Linked DNA regions of Homo sapiens: region 1 is linked to region 2. A link is an interaction called in ENCODE POLR2A ChIA-PET data of the cell type or tissue named here. Cell type or tissue: Caco-2. All regions are shown on one strand. Each heading gives the region's core, and the rest is flanking DNA. Links, peaks and the distances in the headings are about the cores only.

Region 1 (12,473 bases), core at 3,341-8,340, 140 kb after region 2:
AGCAAGTCACTTTTTGGCTCTGAGTTCTAGTTTCCTGATCTGAAAATGATGATAACAATAGTATCTATTTATAAGGTTGTTGGAGAATCAAAGAAAAGTAAAGCATTTAGTACAATGTTTGGCACATAGCTAGCATCCAATAAATGATGTCTTTTGCCACCACAATTATTCTTCTTACATACCTCATCTATTTCCTCTTCTGGTTCAGAAAATTCAGGAATCACTTTAATCTGAGTTTTGATAAAACATTTTTGAAGACCCACGAAGTAGATGCCAGTGTATCCCTATAAAACAGACAAAACAACAATAAAGCTTCCCAAAAGAGCCACTATTAGTAAGTTCCATGATCTGTTGGGGTCCCAGACTAGCAAAATTTGAATTCAAATGGAAAGCTAGAGGAGGCTAGCTTTCCATTTGAATTCAAATTTTAGATGGAGGCTATTTTTAACTTGACTCAACTGCTCTAATATTTTAAGTGGAAAGCCTTAGGAGGAAAACATCCAACTTACGTTTTTAAAGTCGTGCACTTCCAATGTTTCATCAGTGCCATTTCCGCTTCTGAATATTTCAGTTCTGGTCACAGGATCAATTTCCATGTAAATCTTCTTCTTCTCTCCATTGCTGTAGAAAGTGTGCTCCATGTCATAGGCCTGGGAGAACAGAGGAAAACAATCTCTAAGATACTCAGTGTGTCCCTAAAGTGAGGTGCTTTTTGGCGCTGGAGCTGATATGGGGATCCCTTCAGAGCTGGTATTTTGAATTCAAGCCAAGCTGCTGAGCTAATTACTAAGAATTCCAACAGTTTTCTTGGCAGCCTTGACTAAACAGCAAATGATAGTTTGCAAACCAGCCTATAAAGTATTTTCCCCTTGTGTTAAGCTGAGGGATCACCTAAAACCTATGCTGCTTCTTTAAGCTACCACTTCCCTTTCCAAGTGCTAAGTAATCACGACCCCCCCCTTACTGCCCCGCCCCTCACCCGTGAAATTCATTAGGGCTTAGAAAGAGATTTGAATACACTTAAAATGGTTAAGTGTTTTTTGTCTCCTTATTTATCCAGGGCTTTAATATTGCCACAACAGCCTTGAGTCTATTCCTTTTAGAATCTGAAGACTTTCTCCTTGCCAATATTAGAGCCCTACCCTGCTCTGTTTGCTTCCTTTTGCCCCTTAAACTCCAGGAAACATTTATTGCCTTCCCTTAGCCTTCTCTTTATACGGCAACCAACCCCACCCAGTTTATTCCTGGGTTCTGTTTCCCAAGCCATATTCAGTTGTTTTCAAGTTCTACGGATTCTTTTGTGTATATGGAATTAAGCCAACTGAGCCAAGTGTCCTGCATTAAGTAACATGGAGCCTCCCAAGAAGAAAGACTGCTCATCAGGTCTTTCTTGAGTGGCTAAAACAAAACCCCAGATTTTCTCCTGCACTCTAAAAGAGGCAATTGTATTTCTAAAGACCAAGAGGACCAGTCCCATATGGCACTGCAGTTTAGGAGTAAGCCCATAACTTATAGTTTTAGGACATATTTATAGGTAGAAGCAAATAAGCATAAAGGAATTTGTTATCTGTCACAAACCAGGCCAGACCTGATGATGCCTTTTGGAAGTCTATCTTATCTCTGTCATTAGGAGACCTTTGTTTATCGAGTTTCTCCATGTTCATTTTTCCTTATGAAAAAAATCTGGGAAACTAAAAGCCTGAAAAAGCAAGTCTTCTTCAGAGCCCACATTGCTTTCTAATGATACGGTTCCCAGTGGCAGCCTTATAGAGAACTTACACCAGGTTGGGTCATTTTTTAGTCTCTGCTGATGCCATTGACTGAATGTTAGTTTAACCTGGTGAAATATTCACCAACTCAACTAGAGAAAAACAAATTGGAACCATTTGTAGAAGCAAGTGTTACTTCAAGGGTGACAAGTCTAATGTAGCTGCTGAAGAGAAAAACAAGAGACAATGTCATTTACCTCTTGGTAGCCCTACAGTGCTTTGGACATGGTTGGAACCTAAGTATTTGTTGAATAAGTTGTCCCCACCAATGGCACATCCTTATCTTCCTAAAGAGACATTTTTGAGTATTGGCAAGGTCTTTTAAAAAAACCATTTTAAAAGTGAAAGAAAAACAATACTTAGAACTCTCTGGCAACTGCAGAGTTAACTCAGGAAGTCTGGCCTGGTTTGTGATAGGTAGCAAATTCCTTTAGGTTTGTTATTTGCTTCTAGCAATAAATATGTCCTCAGTTCCAGCTCTGCAGCCAGCTTGAGAAGAGAAACTTCTACCTGTGGCAACAAATTGAGCTCTCAGTCTGTCTGACCTAAGTAGAAAAGAGAGGCATCCACTTCAGATCCAGTCCTGTCAGCTCTCCCAACGGGGGAATTTTGTTAGAAATACTATCCATTTTTGAGACAAATGTTGATGCCACTAGCCATTGGGGGCTGCGGTGGGGTGTTTATTTCATCAGTAGCACCACTGATGGATTATTGTATGGAAAAATGAGGTTAGAGACTAGGGGATGCTGGAACACTGCCTACCTGGGCGAAAGAGAAAATACAGGCTGTATTTTCAATCACTGGTAGAAGACTATGGAACCTACTGGTGACATTTAGAATTTCAGTGTGCTTCTGTGGAATGAGTTTTCCTGCACTGTTGGCAATGCACTTTACTTGGACACCTTGCTAGATGAAAACTATTGGAAACTGCCAAGCTCAGCAGATCTTGATTATTTTCAACATTCCTGCAAAGAGTTTTTTTGGTAGGGGAGAAGGGGTCCATTCTGATTGTGTTCATTAACCAACTTGTTGGCTTTATGTTAGTAATGATAAGTTACTAGAGTGGGAACAGAATGACTTCGTTTATGTGTGAATCCTTGGTAGGGGGTAGGAGTGGGGAGCTATATATTCACCCAGACAGAATTCCACTATCAAAGGTGTCCTTTTGGAACAGACTGTTCTTCGTCTAGGAAGATGATGCTGGTGGCCCACTTTGGACTGTTTGGAGATGGGTATGAGCAAATCCAGACACACTGTCTCGCCTGGGTCCCTGTGGAGCACATTGCTTGGGTAATGGCTATGCAAGCTTCACTGGCCCGTATGAAGACTGAGCTCATGCCTTTGGCATCACAAGTACTTTGCTCTCTACTAAGCTTCCTGGCTCAGGGGTTGAAGGTCTTTCTGGAGATGAAAGAATAAATGGCTTTGTCCTCTCCAGGAGCAAGCTAAAGCAGAGACAGGATGACTGGCCTGAAGAGAGGTGTGAGTGGGCTACAAGTAGCTCATCTCAGCTGCCTCCAACTCAGCTTTATTCCAGGGAGGATAGAGCAAGGACAGAATATGATGAGGAGTACACCCCTGCCCAATTGGAAAATAGAGAGAGTTAATTTTTGGTGCTTCTAGCTTTCCTTTTCTGCTCTATTTTCATATTCTGTTCATTCTATACCCTCATAGCCCTTCCCCTTTCTCTTCCCATTTCTGTCCCTTTGTCTCCTGTCTAGACATCTAGGAATCTCGTGGTGCTTCAGGTACCTTATGACAAAGAAGAAATCAATCTGACCCATGATTTCACACTTAGATATTAGTGATGAATATTTGTCTGTTTAAAAATTTGAGTGCAATACTTCACTCAGAGGAATGAAGTACTAATAGTGGATTTTATTACTTTATTACTTTGCCATTACTTTCAATGGCTAAAACCACAGTTACTTTTGCACCAATCTAATAGGCACAGTGGCACGAGGAATGGGAGATATTTGGGGGCAAGGGCATCTTTCCAGCACCACTCAAATGGGCTCTTACTCCACCCACACATAAGGCTGGCCTTAACTATAAGAACCAGAACACTGGAATGGAACAAGGAAGCCAATGGAGTGGAATAGGAATCAGAAGTGAAATGAGACAGATATGTGGTTAAGTCCAGGCAGTGAGAAGTGTAAGAAGACCACACTGACAAAATATGTAGAGGACACAACCCATTTTTCTTCCCTGCCCAGGAATTCTGTCTTCAGTCCAGTTAAATCCTCCATTCAGGCAGCAAATGAGCCCTAACATCCCTCTTTCACAGTTTTCCTTGTTTTCTTGCCTCTGTGGCAGTCCCTGAGATCAGAAAAGAAAGCTATTTAGAAAAGGTAAAGCTATCTCAGACCTCAGTGTGATGGATCTGTTTTAGGGGCAAGAAGCTTTAGCCTGTCCTGACAGGGATTTGAGGACATTTGGCTTAGGTTTGTTTTTTGAAGCCTGTGATTAATCTAGCTGCTCTTCACTCCATCTTCATCCCTTACTGTCTGTTATGAGGTACACTCTCCAAAGGTGAAATACATGCTCAGAATAGCTGGCTAGCAGGTGTTAGGCTGGAAGGAAGGGAAGAGAATGCACTGTACCATATTATTATTAACCTAACTTGGGGGAATTAAAGGGCCTCTGGGTATTTCTTTACCAACACAGAGCAGACAGATTGTTCCTTATGCAAAGTTAGAGTTCTGCATCTTCAATCACCATTTGGCAATATGCAAAATATTGGCATAAGCAGCACAGACATTCTTTTTCAACAAGAAAAAGCTACTTCTTTTATCTACAGACTTGAGCTGACCAGTAAGTTTTTCTCCTACCCATTATCCCCATCCCTGATTCTTAAATGCAGCTGAAGAATAGTGGAAAGAATCTTCAGACTAGCCTCTAGTTCTAACCTTAACCCCACCACTTACAAGCTGTGTGATTTTGGGCAAATCACTGAGTGTCTCTAGGGACTCAGTTCCTATTTTAATCCTTTACCCCTTTTCATCTGTAATGTTAGATAGTTAGCAAAGTCTGCTGAGATTTGCTCAGATCAACCTGTCAGGTTGATCACTGGACTACGCCTACTGCCACTATCTGTTGATCATCCAGGCTACTTCCTCCACAGCCCCAATTCCACTCTCAACCACTCCAGAACAGCTGTCTTTGAAGGCCCAGGCTCTTCATCCTGGTGTCATATAAGTTGTTCAGCAAATGCTGCCTTAGGAGAATGAAGAGACTGACTAAGAAGAACATGCCCATCACAGCCACAGCCTGGCTCCACATAATTGCTGGGAGCTGCCCTTGAGTAGCCCAGAATAAGAGCTGGCCCAGTGAGAGTTGTACAAGGGTGGACCTGGGTCTCACAATGCTTTAAGAGGAAAATGAAGAGAGGTCTTTTTTTTTTTTTTTTTTTTGAAAATGCCAACATGGCACCATCTGGTAAAGCTCAGTCTCCCTGCCAAAAATATTCCGGCTACTCCTTCAACTTTTTCCTTGAGGGTATATTAATGTTTCTCTAGACCCACATTTCACCCACCGGACTGTGGTGTAGGAAAGCCCAGGGGACCTGGAGAAAAAAGTTGTCTTCCTTGTGTGCCTAGAGAGGAGCGAAAAAAGTTAATATTGGGCTAATGCCCAATTGTGCGTGCCAAGAAATAGGCACGCACAAAATGTTGCAATCAGACTCGTCAAGAAAGTGCTTCTTCTGAGCAAAGGATTTTCAACCTAGAATGATAGTGGACTCACAACGCTGGGGGAGACTGTTTTAGTGATCACCTGCAACTGAGGTGTGGCAGGAGGGCAGAAAAGTGCCCGCTTATCCCTACCACTCCTCATTGCTCTGGTAATATATAGAAGTTGAAGGAACATCCTCACGAATCTATTGATTACTGTGGTCCTGATGGCTTTCAAACAACCCTAAAGTCACCAGGCAGCTCCTATGTAAGGCAGTAAGGACACTCTTTCATTTATTAAATGTATGATTCTTCTGCCTCGCTCCACAAAGGATTGGCAGGGATGGGCTACAAGGTCTGTGCTAAGTTTCTAAACTGTTGGTTTAAGGGCTAGGATTTTTCTGATTTGTTTGCTTCATGTTGGATTAATTAGCTGAGGAGTTGGCTTCTGACTGTTTCCAGTAAAATGTGTAATACAGGGGGCTTTAAGCAAGAATGTTTCTTTGGTGATTCTGCTTCAATGATCCCAGGGCAGTCACTGCCTAGAAGGGGAGCCTCATTACGATGCTTTCTCAAAATTGCTGGGACTGAATAGGTCTCTTCTGCTTGTTTAAGAAAGCTGAATTCAGAGCTGGATGGACCTGGCTTTCATTTAGCTCAGGTGGCTCCTGTATGTGGCTGTGGGTCAGGGGCCTGGGACCTGTAAGAAAATGCAGCAGCTCACCCAGAGTTAGTCGTCCTTGTTTCACTTTATTTTGATTTCATTCTCTCTCTGGTCTGTGTGTGTGTGTGTGTGTGTCTGTGTGTGTGTGAGTCTGTGCGTGTGCACACCTGTGTGCACGCAGACCTGAGGTATGTGAGGGGAGGAGGTCAAGCATGGCTTGTTCTCAATTTGGATACAGGAATCTGGATCTTTTGTACACACCAAAGCGGGAGTGAGGAGAAGGACTTATTGGCATGGAAATGTCAACACCAGATGTGGGATGTTAAATAAATACTGTTTATTATACACAGATGTTGAAAGACAAAATAAAAAGGAGGCGTGGTGGAGGCTAGGAGAGCAAACACTAAGAGCTTGGAGGAAATCCCAGGACTGCAAACAAATCACTGCCACCAATAAGCACAGTTGCATGCACAGCTCTCTCTACCAAGGGCCACAGAGTCCCAACAAGTCTCATAGATTTGTTAAGGAAAGCCCAAAGAGCCTGGATTTTAATCTGCTGTTGTTTCTTGCTAGGCCATACCATTAAGGGGAGAGTCTTTAATTTATGTAAGATGCCTGTGTCCCTTTCCTATGCAACTCTTCCAAGACTAATCTGACTGCTAGTCTCTTCCCAGAATTCTTAAGTCTGCTCTAAGGCAGGCTTGTTGATAGGCGTACCCATTGGAAACATAGATGGTCTCTTGAGATCTTTGTCTGGGACCTGAAGGTAGTAGTGGACTAAGTAAAGCATCCTCATTTCCAGCTGATTTCTTAGTTTTCAATGAACCAAACCTGGTCTTATGAAGGCCATGACTTAAATATCAAAGACAATGAATCATAACTCCCCACTGGAATGGAAAACCAACAATATTTGTTCATGGTAGAGAAACTTGCCCTAGGGGACACCTGTTGTCTTTATCTGGATTACTTCATAATAGCTTTGTTCATTTCTGAGAGTCCCTTTGCTGAAAATGACATCCCAAAATGGATTACTTCACAAGAGGTTTGATTTTTGATAAACTTTATTCAGCAGCATATCCCACCTCTTCTGTGCATGCACTGACCAAGTTTTATTTTGGTTTGAGGTATCATAGGATTGCTCCTTATAATCATTAAAAACAGAACTAGAATGAGATGTAAAGATGATATAATAGGGAAAGAGAGGAGACCATGAAGCTGCAAGTGAGTTTGACACTTTGCAATAAAAAGGCAAGGTCTCCACCTAGTCGTTTATAGCTGCGTTGAGGCAAATAGCACTGTAAATTTATAAAAACACATATACTCTTTTGGAATAGCATTTGCAGTACCAATGACAACAATAAAACAAGAAAGGCCATTTGGCCCCTTATTTAGGCAAGCATCTAAGGGTGGTCAAAAGGACTAGCTATCCACCATGCCCAGTTAAGTACATTATGGCTGTGGAGAACAAAGGATTTATGGCCCTTTAACTCATGGATAATTTTCAAGAGGATCCAAGGTTCAACTTGTGGGGTGACATATCACCTTGGGAATTAGCTAAGTGGTACCAGAATTGTATTGGAATGCATTTTGGCTCTCTTATTAATTTGCTGTTTCCTTCCTGATCTCGATTGCTTTACCCACCCTGCCAGCCTGAACACAGGTGGCTTCTCTAGAAGGACATTTGAACGGTAAGTAGTTCAGAAGCAAGGAGCAGTAAGGGGAGGAGGAGTAGGGGATAGGGCTAACTATAGGCATTGGGTGATGCCTGAAATCTTTTCTGGAACAAAGTATAAATAAAAAGGCAAACAAAGTAGGCTGGCTTGCTCTCCCTCCTACTTAAACCTGATAAGATATCCTTTGGGACTAAATGAAAGTGGGTATGACAGCAGAGGTGGAGAACCCAAGGGTGGTTATGCTTTATACCTCTGTTATCTTTCAGACACTTAGCCAGCTTATTTTCTGCTTTTCCTGCTCTGCCTCTCTCTCCCCACTGACCCATATTTTTTTCTCTCTGCTCCTATTGCTCCTTTGGCTCCTAACGGTCCATGCCAACCCATTTTCTTGTATCATCCTCCTTCCTGGATTTGTGCTTTTTTCTCCCTACATCTGTTACCAAATAGAAATGAGCATCTTATGACAACCAATTAACAACAGTAATAACAATAACTTCAGCAGCAATCCACACACCAACAGAAAAACATGGCAAAGCCAGAAAACTATCTTCACAACTTGTAGTTTGTATATTTGTTGATTATCTTTCAAATGGAAATTGTGAGCATGAAGGGACTATGGTTTTATTTGGGACTATGGTTTTATTTATTTATTTTATATCTAAACTTGCCCATTGCCTATGAGCCCAGGAATAACAATAACACTAAGGTACAGAAATATAAACTACAGTGGCTAGCCAAGCTTCACCAAATGACCCCAGTATCAGAAGCTTTCTGAGTTATCTGTGATTAATGACTTGGTGTCGCATGCTTCTACCTTGTGGCATTGCTATCTCAGTGGGACAGTGATGATTGCAGCTGGCAAGGAGCTGAAAAGCTCTAGTTTCTTTTTAAAGTCATAAATAAATGTGAAGTCAGGTATGAGAATTGCTCCTCCTGAAAAGCAGCTTGCTGCCTGTTCTCACTGCAGATGCATTAAGTCAGAAACATAATCCCTGAAAATCCTTTGCTGCCACTTTGGGTGGTTTCTCCTTATGTGGTGGTCTAATTACTTTTCCATCAGTTTCTGCCCAGATAATTGAAAGAAAGATTAAAAGTATTTTTTCTTAAGGTAAAAACTTTGCTCCTAGGAGGAGTCTTAACTCCTTAAATATAAGCATTATAGAAGAATGGGTAATTCTACACCCTATCATTACTAACCAAAATATAGAAGATAAATTTTTTTCCCTTACCAAAATAATTAGGCAAATGAAGGAGAGAAAAATCTTGATTCAGTTTTTCATACCACCAGAAAATAAACACAAAAGAGACTTAATGATTTTCATTTTCAGAATAATTTATATGCCTACTAATTAAATTCAATCAAACTCAGAACAGAAGCATCAGATTATGATGTGTATTTACTTACTTTTTTGGGTACCTCCGGCCAGAAGTGCTTGCTCCCCCAAAACAGGACAATTAGAGTTAGGGCCAGGATACCAAACACCAGTCCACAAATCTTAAGTGATTTACATATTTTCTTGGATTTAAAAGCTTCTGCCTAACCAAAGAACAGAGAGAATAAAACAATACACAATAAATCTCAATAAGCAAGCCATAATTCAAAGTCACCTTTGATTCCACTTTCTAATGTTCACTTTGCAATATGATAAATCTGTGAAACCATGCTTCTGCTCAAAAGGGAAAAAATATGAATCAACTTACATTTAGAATGTGACAGTCTTCACAATTCTCTGGAGGATTCTTTGCCATGGTCTCTCAGCACACAGTACTCTTTCCTTGCTTTGAGAGGACTGAGAGACCACTGCTGAGGTGGAGTTGCAAGTGAGTCGGCTAACAGATGCCAGAGGAGAAGCTGAATTTATATGGCTCAAATATGTCATACCAGAGCCTGAGGGAGCCCAGGGGACTCCTGTGCTGCGATTTGTTACATAGATATACCCATATATGTATATAACTTCTGTGCACAGAATTCCATCCAGAATGGCAAAGACAGAAGGTTATAATGAAAACTATTGTCCTGGGGGTTGGGTTGGAAGGGGACCAAGCCTAGAACACATTGAAATGATTTTTCACTATGAACTTAAAATATCAGTGGCAATACATGCTGCACACTCCAGAAATAAGCAAACAAAACAAAGAAGGGAATGAAGTCCTAATTTCGATTCCATTTGGTTCAACAAATATTTATTGCAGGGATATTAAATGTCAGGCACTGTGCTTGGTGTTTGAGATTCAGAAATGAATAAGATATTGCCTCCTTCACTAAGTTAAAGCTCTTTAAATGGTGCTATCAATATGTACTTAACTAATTATAATGAAAACAGGATAAAATAAAGACTAATTCTAAGCTCTCTCTCTTCATCTTCTGTCTCTGATTTTTCTCCTTTCTTGGGTCCTCTTCCTCAGTCTGCTTTTTAATGTTCACATGCCTTATGGTTCTCTTCTTGATGATCATTCTCACTTTACACAGACTTCGTAGATGATATCATTCATTCCTACAGTTGAAAATATCACCTACATATCAGTGATTTCCACATCTGTACCTGTAACCCAGTTATATCTTTTAATTTCAAGGCCATTTGAACATCTCCACCTGGATATACCTCAGGAATCTCAAACTCAACATGTTCTATATCAAAGTCTTCTTTCAACACCTTCTCCTAACCTACTTTTTCCCCTCATATTCCCAACCTTAGTTGGTGGCTATATTAGTTTGCTAGGGCTGCCATAACAAAATACCACAGACTGAGTAGCTTAAATGGCAGAAATTTATATTCTTACTGCTCTGGAGGCTAGAAGTCCAAGATCAAGGTGTTATCAGGGTTGGCTTCTTCTGAGTCCTCTCTCCTTGGCTTGTAGATGACCATCTCCATATTCACATGACATTCTCCCTCTATGTATGCCTGTATCCTAATCTCCTTTCATTATAAGAACATCAGTTATATTGGATAAGGTCCCATTCATATGACTTCACTTAACCTTAATTACCTCTTTAAAAACCCTATCACCAAATACAGTCAAATATAGAAATACTGGGGGCTAGGGCATCAACATATGAATTTTGAGGGAACATAACTTAGCTTATAATAGTGGAATTGTCACGCACCCAGTCTTTCAAACCAAAATCTGAGGTTTGTCTTTCAAACCAAAAATGTGAGGTTTGTCTTTCAAACCAAAAATCTGAGGTTTTGTCTCTTTTTCACATTCCCTTTATCCAATCAATCACTAGATCCTATCTATTCCAATCAATCACTAGATCCTATCTATTCTAAATTTTTATATCTTTGAAAGCTGTTCTTTCCTATTGTGCTCACTGCTAACACCCCAGTTTAGTTTGTCATCCTTTTTGAGAACTTTCACATCCATATATTTTACCCAGGCTGTTCTCTTGGAGCTCCACATCCATATGTCCATCTAACCTGCTAGACATCTACAATACCCAACAGACACCTCAAATTCCATATATCCCGAACTGAATTAGTTATCTCTCCTTTCAAACATGCACTTTTTTTTTGGTATTACCTCTCTCACTAAATGACACAATAATCAGTCTCTAGAATAGAAACTTCCAGATGATCCTTGATTTCTTCCTGTCTTGTTCATCCCCATGGCTAATCAATTATTAAGTCCAGTTAATTCTGCCTCTGAATTAGCTCTGCAATCCTATTCTCTCCATTGTCAATCACCACTGTTTAAGTTGAGGTTCTCAGTCACTTTTACTATTGCAATAGAATTCTGTTTTCCTTGTCTCTCATACATTGTCTTCAAGGTGATCTTTCTAAGACTCAAATTTGAGGATAATCTCTCCCTTGCTTAAAATCCTTTAGTATCTATTCATTGTCTATAAAATCCAAGCCACTTATTGTGACATAGTAGGCATTTAATGATCTCGACTTTGTCCAACTCTCTAGTCTTGATTTTGGACAATTTTTTTCTACAGCGATGGAGCCAACTGGGAGGTCGCAGCTGGGCAGGAAAATGGGGCATGTACATATGACTACCTCCACATCCTAATGTCTCAAGGAAAATAATTTTCTAATTGTTGGATACATGATTGTGCATTAAACTGATTACATAAATTATGAAATATGTCACGATTCTATATGTTCTACAATTCTTTGGTCAAGCTTAAAGAGAGAAAAAAGAAAAGCCACAAGAGCAGTCTCATGGAGAAACTTATGTTTATTGGGTCAGATGGTTCCCCTCAGTGATGTTATTCACACTATGCCTCTGATGCCTGCCTCACACTGTACACCCTATTAATGAACATGCCCTACTTCTTCACACTGTAGGACATTTGCCCATGCTATATTCATTGCCTGGAGTTTTCTGCCTTCCCTTGTTTACCTGGAAAATTCCCATTTGGCTTTCAAAATGCTGCCTAGATGTTATCACCCCCTGAAAGCCTTTCCTGGTCTCATCTCTTCCACTTCGTTAAGTTAATTACCCTTTCCCTTGCTCTACTTTTGTATCTTGCTCATACTTCAACCGTTATACTTTGTATGCTGTATTATAATTCTTTTTTATGTGTTCCTCTCCTGAATAGACTTTGAGATCTTTTAAAACATGCCTTTCTTGTTAAAAGGATTGAATTAAACCAAGAGTCAAAGCAATATTCCATGGAAACATAGAGGGAAGAGTGATTAATTCTGATTCAGAAAAGCAGGAAAAATGGCACAAAGGACATGGCATTTCA
Region 2 (5,000 bases), core at 1-5,000:
GTTTTGTCTGCTAGAATTAAAATTTTTTTTTTTTTAGCTTTTGAAGATTTTTCAAGAATATTTAAAAAATATTATCAAAGCCATACATGCTCATTAAAAGAAAGTTGAAAAAGACAGAAAAGTAGGAGCAAAACTAAAAATTTGTTTAGTTCCATCATCTAGAGACACCCACTATCTATCCTTCTATCTATCTATATATCTATCTATCTATTTTTTTTTTCAGACAGAGTCTTGCTCTGTCGCCCAGGCTGGAGTGCAGTGGCGCAATCTCGGCTCACTGCAAACTCTGCCTCCCGGGTTCATGCCATCCTCCTGCCTCAGCCTCCCGAGTAGCTGGGACTACAGGCACATGCCGCCACGCCCGGCTAATTTTTTATATTTTTAGTAGAGACGGGGTTTCACCATGTTAGCCAGGATGGTCTCGATCTCCTGACCTCGTGATCCGCCTGCCTCAGCCTCCGAAAGTGCTGGGATTACAGGTGTGAGCCACCGCCCACTATCAATATTTTAATAAAAGTTCTTGCATACAGGTATACCTTGGAGATATTGTGGGTTTGGTTCTAGACCACCACAATAAAGCAAGTCGCATACATTTTTTAGTTTCCCAGTAATATAAAAGTTATGTTTACACTATACTGCAGTCTATTAAGTGTGAAATAGCATTATGTCTAAAAAACCAATGACCTTAATTGAAAAATACTTTAGGCCAGGCACGGTGGCTCATGCCTGTAATCCCAGCACTTTTGGGAGGCCAAGGCAGGAGGATCACTTAAGCTCAGGAGTTAGAGACCAGCCTGGGCAACATAGTGAGGCCTGTCTCTAATAAAATACTTTTAAAAATATATAGCTGGACATGGTGGTGTGTGCCTATAGTCCCAGCAACTCGGAGGCTGAGGTGGGAGTATGGCTCGAGCCCAGGAGATAGAGTCTACAGTGAGCTACAATTGTGCCACCGCCCTCCAGGGTGGTGACAGAGCGAAACCTTGTCTCAAAAAAAGAAAAACTTTATTGTTAAAAAATGCAAATGATCCTGTGAGCCTTCAGTGAGTTGTAATCTTTTTGCTGGTGGGAGGTCTCGCCTTGATGTTGATGGCTGCTGCCTGATCAGGGTGATGGTTCCTGAAGGCTGGGATGGCTGTAGCAATTTCTTAAAATAAGACAACAATGAAGATTGCTGTATTGATTGACTCTTCCTTTCACAAAAGATTTCTCTGTAGCATGCGATGCTGTTTGATTCCATTTTACACACAGTAGAACTTCTTCCAAAATTGGAGTCAATCCTCTCAAACCCTGCTGCTGCTTTATCAACTAAGTTTATGTCACATTCTAAATCCTTTTTTTTTTTTTTTTGCGACGGAGTCTCACTCTGTCACCCAGGCTGGAGTGCAGTGGCGGGATCTCGGCTCACTGCAAGTTCCGCCTCCCGGGTTCACGCTATATTCTCCTGCCTCAGCCTCCCGAGTAGCTGGGACTACAGGTGCTGGCCACCATGCCTGGTAATGTTTTGTATTTTTAGTAGAGACGGAGTTTCACCGTGTTAGCCAGGATGGTCTCAATCTCCTGACCTCGTGATCCGCCCTCCTCGGCCTCCCAAAGTGCTGGGATTACAGGCGTGAGCCACCGTGCCTGGCCTCTAAATCCTTTGCTGTTGTTTCAACAGAGTTCACATCATCTTCACCAGGAGTAGATTCCATCTCAAGAAATCACTTTCTTGGTTCACACAGGAAGCAACTCCTTGGTCAGTCAAGTTTTATCATGAGATTGCAGCAATTCAGTCACATCTCTGGGTTCCACTTTTTTTTTTTTTGAGATGGAGTCTCGCTCTGTCACCCAGGTTGGGGTGCAGTGGCAGGATCTCGGCTCACTGCAAGCTTCACCTCCTGGGTTCACGCCATTCTCCTGCCTCAGCCTCCCGAGTAGCTGGGACTACAGGCGGCCGCCACCACGCCTGGCTAACTTTTTGTATTTTTAGTAGAGACGGGGTTTCACCGTGTTAGCCAGGATGGTTTCGATCTTCTGACCTCGTGATCTGCCCGCCTCGGCCTCCCAAAGTGCTAGGATTACAGGCGTGAGCCACTGTGCCTGGCCTCTGGGTTCAACTTCTAATTCTAGTTCTCTTGCTATTTCTACCACATGTGTAGTGACTTCCTCCACTGAAGTCTTGAACCCTTCAAAGTCATCCATGAGGGTTGGAATCAACTTCTTCCAAACTCCTGTTAATGTTGATATTTTGCCCTTCTCCGTTGAATCATGAATGTTCTTAATGGCATCTAGAATGGTGAATCCATTGCCTTGAGTGGCATGTTGTCATTTACTGATATAAGAAATACTGGAGGAGGAACAAATTTAAGAGAAAAGATGGTAGGTTTAACTTTGGATGTGTTGAATTTGAGGTGTCTGCAGGACATTCAAGTGGAGATGTCAAGAACACAGAACTCAATAAAGCAGTCTGGGTAGAGTTATAGAATTAGAGTTGTGACCATATATATGGTAATTAAAGCCAAGTGAGTGAAAAAGATTATTTGGGGGAGGGAGTATATGTATCCTAGCCCTGAGAATGTCTGACTTTCAGAGGTCAGATAGCAGAAGAGTGGCCTACAAAGGTCACTGAGGAGAGGGCAAAGGAGTAGGAGGAAAAGCAAAAGAGTAAAATGTCATAGATGCCATAGAAAGTTTCAAGGACGAGGAAATGGTTAACGGTGTTAAATGTAGGGGAGAAGTCAAGCAAAATAAGGACCAAAAATACCTTACTTATTTATGGATTTATTGACACTGAGGGTCATTGTTTGTGTATCTCATTGAGAAGTTTCAGTGGGGGAAGGAAGCCAGACTGCTGAGAGCTAAGAAATGAATGAGAAGTAAGGGAATAAAAATTGCAATTTCACCTGTGAAGTACATTTTCAATACATTTGCCCATAAAGAGGACCTGAAGAGGGACCTCCTGTGTAGGGAGGTTCTTTTTTTAAGATGGTAGATACTTGAGCATGTTTAATTGCTGATGTGAAATGAGGGGGAGAGGGATGGGAGAGGCAGGGAGAGGAATCTGCAATTACTGGGTAGGTATAAACATTTTCAAGTCTATTGATACATATTGCTCACGTGCTTTCTAAAAGGGTTTTTAACCAACATATGCTGCTATCAGCAATTAAGACAGCTTGTTTGGTGGCTACTTTGTCATCATTAAGTGTTATTAAAAAATAAAAAATATCTTTGCCAAAGAATCTCATTATTGTTCTAATTTGCTTTTCTTTGATTACTAGTGAGTTGGATATTTTAACCAGTTGTGTCCTTGAGTGTGTATGTATGAATTTAGTCTACGCTTTTGCCCAAAACGTTTCTATTTTAGACAGACATTTATTTGCCATAAAAGGCCACAAGTCAAAGGATCAGAATGGTATTATATTTTATTTACTCAAATTAGATAGTTCATACTCTTTTATCTTCTTAGAAGTGTGAGACAATTTGACAACTTTTGACTCAGCTGAACGAAAGAGACAGGTGATTTCACCGTCTAAGAGAGTGACCAACAGATGGAAGTAAGTGGGTGAGGAGGCACGTCTAGTGTTAGACCCCTATCCTCAGTCCCCAGGCTCCCATTCCTAACCTGGAAGGACATTCCTCTTGTGTCTCAAGGCTTTGGGTCCCAGAGCTCCCTTTTGGGCTGAGTGGCCCCCTGCTAAGGAGCCCGGGGCGCTGTGCGGCCCCTTTAAGAGTCCAGCTCCTCCCCGCTCCAGGGAAAGTTGCAGCTTTTTCCGCCTCCCGGGAGGGTGAGAAGGGCCGGCTGCCGGAGCTGGGTTGCGATCTTCCCGGAGCCGGAGACCCTCCCTTGAAACCGGCACTGGGACTTCTCGATCTCTGGAGGCACCTGTTGCAAGTGACAGGTAGGTCAACAGCCAGCGGCCGGCCCCTCGCCCTCGGTCCGGTGCTCCTTCTGGACCCCCAGCTCCTTTTCGCTGCTGAAGCGCCCCCACCCCCATCTCGGGGTCGTGCGTCTTCCCTACCCGCTCTCTGGTCCCCCAATTTTTCCTTCTCCCTAGCTGACCGCGTCTCCCCTCTCCCCGTCCGCCTCTCCCGACCGCATCCCCAGGCTTGGACTCCCGTCTGCTTGGGCGGTCCCTCCCGGCCACTTTTCTTTCTCCAGGGCTTCTTCTGGCCCCTTCCCTGACCCACCCAGCACTAATGCGGTCTGTGCCCCTCTGGGAGCCGCCTCCCCTCTCCTCTTCGGCTCCCCTCGCGGGGAGTGCCCGGGCTTTTTCCCGCCAGCCCGAGCTGGTGCCCCTCCCGAGAGCTGGCCCTGGGGGCGGGGGCGGGGCCGAGCTCCTAGCGGGAACTGCGCCCTCCAAGGCGTCCAGTCACCTTTTCGTGGGTTCCTCTCACAGCGCTCGGCCGTCGAGCGGGGTCGCTAACCCGCACTCTCTTCGGACCTACGACATCGCGGCTTCTCTGGCGTTGGCCAGTCAGCCACAGGTAAAGGCTGGAGGCTGGTTGGCTGGAGTCCTGCCTCAGTGGGCTCCCTCTGCGCTTGGGGCTGGGGACCTGGCTGTGTGCTGTGGAGCTGCTTTATATTGCCGCTCTTCAAGCAGGCTGTGAGAGATCTGGTACTGGAGGAGGGTCCCCGAGATCTCAGAAGGGGCACAGAATGCTTCTGTCTCCTGTGTTGGTTTGTAATGGGGCAGAAAAAGGTGTTCCTCCAACCCTTAACATTGAATGAGGTGGGATTTGGGGTGGTGAAATCATTTGGTTAGAATTCTGGTGGCTTGAAAAGTGGTGACTTTCTAATCAAGCTTTTCTTCCCCCAGTACCCTGCTTCTTCAGGATTAGAGGACGTAAAATTCCAGAGTACTGTGCTTGGCAGGGTTGACCCTAGACCTTGTATATTTGTGGCAAAAATGAGTCTTCTGTACATCCTGGACCTCCTATATTTAACTGGCTTATTTTCTGCTCTTTAAGCTCCCCACCCCCACCTCTCATAAATCTATTAATATTGAGGTATTAATGAC

What was found. ChIA-PET counts read pairs that join two places held together with the same protein. Peaks named below come from ENCODE experiments on the same cell type or tissue, not always from the same donor. Only the 100,000 strongest peaks of a DNase experiment are listed, where the experiment ranks them.
Region 1: POLR2A ChIA-PET joins it to region 2 with 5 read pairs; 3 of 35 experiments call an interaction of 5 or more read pairs at or near these places.

Annotation. Positions count from the first base shown.
Region 1 is chrX:100,582,072-100,594,544 of GRCh38, reverse strand. It overlaps TNMD (tenomodulin), which reads right to left and starts at 9,609. Exons shown (of 7, transcript NM_022144.3): 1 at 9,479-9,609; 2 at 9,183-9,314; 3 at 510-650; 4 at 183-284. The coding sequence starts at 9,526. In Caco-2, for the core only: no CTCF peak of the experiment used is centred there; no DNase peak of the experiment used is centred there.
Region 2 is chrX:100,730,885-100,735,884 of GRCh38, reverse strand. It overlaps SYTL4 (synaptotagmin like 4), which reads left to right and starts at 3,764. Exons shown (of 20, transcript NM_001370165.1): 1 at 3,764-3,881; 2 at 4,380-4,467. In Caco-2, for the core only: no CTCF peak of the experiment used is centred there; no DNase peak of the experiment used is centred there; H3K4me3 peaks cover 1,107 bases.